2 separate regions of the Homo sapiens genome follow, and region 2 is linked to region 1. A link is a contact called in ENCODE Hi-C or POLR2A ChIA-PET data. All regions are on one chromosome and are shown on one strand. The core of a region is the stretch at or near the end of the contact, and the rest is flanking DNA. Distances in the headings are between cores, read along the strand shown. Region 1 holds the start of LNC-LBCS (lncRNA bladder and prostate cancer suppressor, hnRNPK interacting). Region 2 holds the start of MBOAT1 (membrane bound glycerophospholipid O-acyltransferase 1).

Region 1 (2,967 bases), core at 124-2,623:
GTCTCGAACTCTCCCTCGGCCCCACAGAGTGCTGGGATTCAGGCATGAGCCGCCAGGCCCTTAACTTTTATTCCAAAAAAATTTCAGTTAAAACTTCCAGTACATAGTATTTGCATAGCAGGGACCCTGAAGTGTTTGTTAAATGAATGTCACATATATCACATACTGTGATAGGAATAAAGTCATTCGTTTGAAAGGTTGATAAATACAATGATAGACTGCTAGAACTTCATGAGTCTTAAGAGAATATCTCACCAGATCTCATCTTCCAGATTTAAAAAGGGGGGCACAGACTTCAGCAGGAAGGGCTGATTTAACGACATCTACTATAATGTGAGTCTGGGCCACACTCTGGTTTTCCAGTTTCAGTAATGATGCATCACTACTCTTGAAAAACCACCAGAAACCAACAAGTAAGCACCCAAAAAGATGTTTAGGAATTCAGAAGTACTCCTTTTACTCTAGCCTTAAAATTATTTGCTCTTGCATTGTGGATTACCCATCAACAATGTCCAGTCCTTACCAGGAGTCAGGGAGAGCGTCAAATGCTGGGCATACTGAAATGACCTTAACCCAGTACTTGGCCACCTACAGGACACTGTAATGGAGAGCAAAGCAGGACAGAGGTAATGCAAAACACAAAAACACCAAAAAATTGGAAATCTTTGGAGCCATTTGCCTTCTAGAACCTTAAAGGCGCCCTATAGTCCCACACTATAGAATATTGGAAGAGCAGTCGGCTGTAAGTCTGAATCATGAGTTCCTTACACTTTTTTCTACCCAGTTCAATTTTGGGAACTTCCGAGTCCTGGTCCTTTCATTGTTTGTGATACCCAACACCCAGCACAATGCGGAGAGCACAGTAAGGTGGCAGTGAATTCATCAATACTTTCAAAGTCTATTTTATCTACAAGGACAAGTTTTATTGTATGTTTCCTTTTAAATAAGTGCCACAGTCGCAGTAAGTGAAAACATCCTGACACCACCCCAGCGGCCCCCCCAGCTCGTGGGCCTCCCCGCAGAGCGCGCGCCCGTGGGGGTAACCGGCGGAAAACTAGGGACGCGGGCACAGCCGCAGACTGGGCGTGGGGGGCACCGGAATGGCCGAGCCTGGGACGCTGGGACCTCTGGCCGCCGCGGGGCGACCAGGCGGGCGGAGACGTCTCGCGCCCTCCCGGGCCGCGCGGCTCCAGGCGCATTCCTGCACCCAGCTCCCGCGCGCCGCGCTGCGCTGCCTCCCCCGGACAGCTGATTCATTGGCTCGGCCGCCCAGACTGCCTGGCGCCGGCTGCGTGACGTCACCCATTCACGGAGCCCGCCTCCCCCGCTCCGCTGGCGCCGGCCGGGCGGTCGCCCTGACAACGCAGACGCCAGCCCGCACAATGACTTCCAGCTGGAGCAGCCCAGCCAGCCTGCGCGCTCACTCGCTTGCTTGCGCTGGGCTTCAGGGCGCCCGGGTGAGTTTTTTTCTCTCCCTCTCGTTTTTTTTTTTTTCCCAGGCTCTCGCGGGTTTCCCCTGCCAGGGAATCCACTCGCTGTAGTTTTCTAGGGCTCTGGTCCCAGTCCTTTCTGAAGCGCGCTTGCAGGCTGTCTTCCTCAGTCGCCCTCTCCCTGGGTGCTGTTTTGCTGGGCAGCATCCCATGCTAGGCTCGGCAGACATTCTGGCGGTTGGGTTCGGCCCTTACAGCGCTAACACCTGCAGAGTCGAGGCTCCTGCCAAAAGGCAGAAAGCAAAGGAGGAAAAAATTCATTGTCATAATAGCGAAAATGATAAACCTCAGCTGTTTAAGAGAAGAATGTCTGAGTAGCTGTTGATTATCTCCCATAATCACAAAACAACTTTTTTTTAAAAAGAATTTGCACTGTCTGTTAAAACGCGGTCATTGTTTTGCTTTCAAATCGAACTTCACGACAGTTAGCAACTTCAAGAACGCTTCCAAATGGATAAATCTTTCCAGAAGGTAAAACAAATCTGGGAAGTTGTAGCAGTGTAAATTGGAGAGTGTGTGAGGGTCGTATTTGGAGAGAGAGAGACACACACACAGGAGATTGGTGGTCTTGGGGCAAGGCAAATAGCTCATTCGCCCCCCCACACCTCCAGTTTCCACCCCAGACCTTTAAATCTTGAAGGTGGAGGAAAGGGAGACGTAGCTGTTGATTAGAGTTGGGTGGGAGGTAATTCTTATTCTAAATTTTCATTTTATTTATTTTTTGGTGCCAGATTTCTTGCTTCAAAACAGCTGCATTTTTGGAAGAAAGTCCACAACTGACAACTAAGCAAAACCCTCCTGGTGGATAGCATAAATCTGCTTTGTTGAAGCTGCTCATTTGTCTGATCTATGAGTCCAGAAGATGCAAACTCCCTTCCCAGCTTATGCAAAAATACTTCCAGTAAAAACAAGCCCTTTGGCCCTTTTCTTTTGTCAGTCCAGATTTCAGCATGTTCTTCGCTTTGTTATTCATCATTTTATGTATTTGGACCCATCCTCAAACAGACTTTAAACCGTTTAAAGGCAAGGAGGGACTCTTTCGTAAACCTTTAATCCCCTGGCCCAGCTGAGTAGATGCACAGTGTCTTTTGATGATGGTGATATGGAATGATTAATAACCACACAAGGCATTCGGTTGGTCAAGTCACTGTTTATTGGCTCAAAATAATCCTTGGTTTCTGTATGTCTACAGCTCACTTCCTAAACAGTTAAATCCGGAGAAGTCTAATAGATAATAGTTGGTGATCATAAATATAAATAACCAATACATTAGAATGTGTAGTCAAAATAGGAATACTTGCTTTTCACTTACTTCCCACGGGTCGCTGCTGGTGGTAGTCAACACAAATAAAAATTTGAACTCATTTTGTTATTCATCTAAAATGAGAAACTCGGTGAAACATTGATTTTCTAAAATTGCTGCATATTTAAATGTGATTATAATTGCTTTTTAGCATTTTAAAATTGTAACATCGAT
Region 2 (2,967 bases), core at 325-2,824, 410 kb before region 1:
ATATACACACGCACACACACACACATATATATATATGGCCTATGTGAGGACTATTCTTTGAAGTCTAAAAGGCATAGCTTTGTGAAAATTATAAAGGGTCTGAGGCACTTGCTCCAGAAATACTTCCCAAACTGACCTACTTCTGTTTTCCAGCAACTCATATCTGAGTGTTGATTTTTTTTTCCTTTTAAACAAAGCTCCGTCTGCTCTCATATACCTCACTTCAGCTGTCATCTAGCTCCAGATAAGATGAATGTTGCTCCAATGCTGGTCATTTTCCAGGACTCTATGATATTAAATGAACCTATCTAGCCTAGTGATCCTCAAGTATATGCCTGTGTGCGTGTGTGCATGTGTCTGTCTGTCTGTAGTGTGGGTTTGCTTGTGAGTGGTAGAGATTATCATCTGGTGGTGACATCTCCATTCGGTTAGCTTGTGGGAGTGGTGGTACAGACTTTTTTTTTTCCTCCTCCACAGGGGACATAGGTTGAGAAACTCTGGCCTGGCAATTTAATGCTCAGTGCAGTTTGATGGTGATAAAACTCCTGAAGAAGGCAAGAGTGAGGCCTGAGTCTTGGAGAGTAAGTTGTTGCCAGTGCCTGACAGGCCTTCGGTTTAATTTGAAGCTGGAGGCCACATTGATAAAGTCGGCCCCGAAAGTCATTGCCTGTCTGATCGAATGCCGGTTTACCCAGCGGAGGCTGGGGGCCACGTGAGCTCACTTTCTTTGGTTTTCTACCCAGCAGCCCAGAATATTACCTTCCTGAAACCCTTTTTCATCAGCTAGCGATTCCTGAAAAGGATCTTCAAGATTTTTATGTTTCTCAGAACCTAGCAATAACTTGGAAAAGTTTTCCAAGTAACATTGATGTGTGGGTGTTCGGGGGCAGACAAGTTAAGGAGCAAGGCACCCTTTTTGAGGACCCGTGGCATGCAAATGACTTATCAGAATGCACATAGTATGACAGTAAACACCGTTTCTTACAGAGGTGAAATAACTCTCACTCCACAGAGACGGAAGTGACCCGAAGCTAGCAGTCCCCTGTATTTGCTTGTGTGACACCGAACATGTCAGATCAGGGTGTAGGAAACTATGCCTAGCGCAGAGGAGGGTAAAGGAAGTAGGGAGTCTGGTGGCTGCGGCGCTCCAGCTTCCAGCCACCGGCAGAGGAACCCTCTACGGCTTGAAAGGGAAACGCAGCCACTCAGCCGCTTCGACTGCGGCGGCGAAACCAAAACAGGGTGGGGCGGGGTGGGTGGTGCTCTCTAGTGGAAGGCGCCCGCTGGGTGAGGTCGTTTTGTCTGGCGGGGGGCTAGGACGGTCAGCCCGGGAGGAGGAAAGGCGCGTCCCGCCTCCAGCTGCAGGGCCAGGCGGCGGCGCCCGCTGGCGTCGCTTTCCCTCTCCCGGTCGGCCTCGGTGCAGGCCAGGCTGGGCGGGCCGGGCGGCGCTTGGGGGCCGGGCTCGGAGTCCCCACTTTTCCTCCCTCCTTCCCTCCTCTCGGGGCCGTCCCGAGCGGCCGGGCCAATGGGCGCGGAGAGGAAGGGAGCGGGAAGCGGGGCGCCTTGGGCCCGGCCCTCCTACGGCGCCCGTGGCTGCAGCGCCAGCGCCAAAGCCAAGTTTGCGCCTCGAGAGTTTGCGCCTCGAGAGTTTGCGCCGGTTCGCATTCCCCGGCCTCCCGTTCGCTCCCCCGCGAACCAGGCGGCCGTGCGCCTCTCGGGGCAACCACCCAAGAGCACCCGGGCGGGAGGACGCCGAGCAGGGGGTGTTGCGGGCTGGGACAGGGGCAGCCACCTCCCGAAGATGCAGGATGGCAGCAGAGCCGCAGCCGTCCAGCCTTTCCTACCGCACCACGGGCTCCACCTACCTGCACCCGCTCAGCGAGCTCCTGGGCATCCCGCTGGACCAGGTAACTGCAGGCCGGGAGCGCAGCGACCCCAGCTCCCCAGCGATCGCGTGCACGGGGCGGGCGAAAGTGTTAGCCACCGTCCCTCCGCCTCCATGGCGTATTTTACAGCCACACACTAGACAGTTGGTTTTTGTGTGTGTGTGTGTGTGTGTGTGTGTGTGTGTGTTTTCCCTTCTTGAGTTGGTGTTAGTGTTTTTCTCCTTGTAAGTGTGAAAAAATATTGGTACAGCCTGCGCGGCAAGTTCTACTGAACTTTTTTTTCTTTAAGTTTGGGATTGCCTCGTTTCCTGTAATCAAGTTCTGAAGTAGTCTGATACATGAAACCAGTGTTTCTTTCATCAGTGTCCTCAAGTCGTTATTGTTTTTAATTTAGATGACCCTACTTAAAAAACAAGCGCGATGAATCTGTAGACGGTAGTCTATAGATTTTGAATGCAGGACCTGGGTTTTAGACTTCTGAGGCGAGGCTTGTTCAGGGGTGACAGTTATTTTGTACCGTGTGTGATGCGGGACACACAAGGACACTTTGGTTTTCCCAGGGTTCGGTTGGCTCATATGCCTGGGGCTGGAGCTTCTGAGTAGGACAGGTTAGGGGGAGGAGAGGGGCCCCAGTGAAGTTATTTGAACTGTCCAGGAATTATCTACAACCATTAAAATTAAAAATGGCAACAACAGTGATTCCTGGCAAGAAACCTTCCTGAAGATGAAGCCCGTCTTACTCATTTCCTTGTCTCTTCAGGTGCTGCAGGCTAGATCTGCGGGATACTTAGTAGTGACCCAATCAGTAAATGTTGATTTAAATAGAATTGGGCAGGGCATGCTGGGGGAGGACCCACTGCGCTCCTGTTTTGTTTCATGCTTTTTTGCCTGGTTTTCTTCCCCTTCCTCTCACCAGTGCTCCTTTTCCTTTCCTTTTAACAAGAGCACACCTGCTGCCCTTTGCGCACACCCCTTCAGCAATGAGAAAGTGAGACCTGGACATTTGCCTTATTCGGGTCCTGTTTACTGAGCCACCCTCATACCTGGCTCACTCTGAGGACCTGACTGAGAACTCCACCTG

Evidence for each region. Hi-C counts contacts between places; a loop is a spot of excess contacts on that map. ChIA-PET counts read pairs that join two places held with the same protein, here RNA polymerase II (POLR2A). Pooled maps may share reads with other maps.
Region 2: a loop to region 1 is called in a map of endothelial cell of umbilical vein, with 7 times the contacts of the local background. The contact joins the promoter of MBOAT1 here to the promoter of LNC-LBCS in region 1. A Hi-C loop is called at or near these places in 2 of 168 maps with a recorded cell type or tissue (Right ventricle myocardium inferior and endothelial cell of umbilical vein) and 6 of 50 pooled maps. POLR2A ChIA-PET finds 5 or more read pairs at or near these places in 1 of 52 experiments (PC-9).

The regions. Positions count from the first base shown.
Region 1 is chr6:19,803,165-19,806,131 of GRCh38, reverse strand. It overlaps LNC-LBCS (lncRNA bladder and prostate cancer suppressor, hnRNPK interacting), which reads left to right and starts at 1,373. Exons shown (of 4, transcript NR_134651.1): 1 at 1,373-1,457. RefSeq lists a silencer at 1,405-1,454.
Region 2 is chr6:20,211,076-20,214,042 of GRCh38, reverse strand. It overlaps MBOAT1 (membrane bound glycerophospholipid O-acyltransferase 1), which reads left to right and starts at 1,574. Exons shown (of 13, transcript NM_001080480.3): 1 at 1,574-1,907. The coding sequence starts at 1,809. RefSeq lists an enhancer at 546-1,046 and a silencer at 1,229-1,768.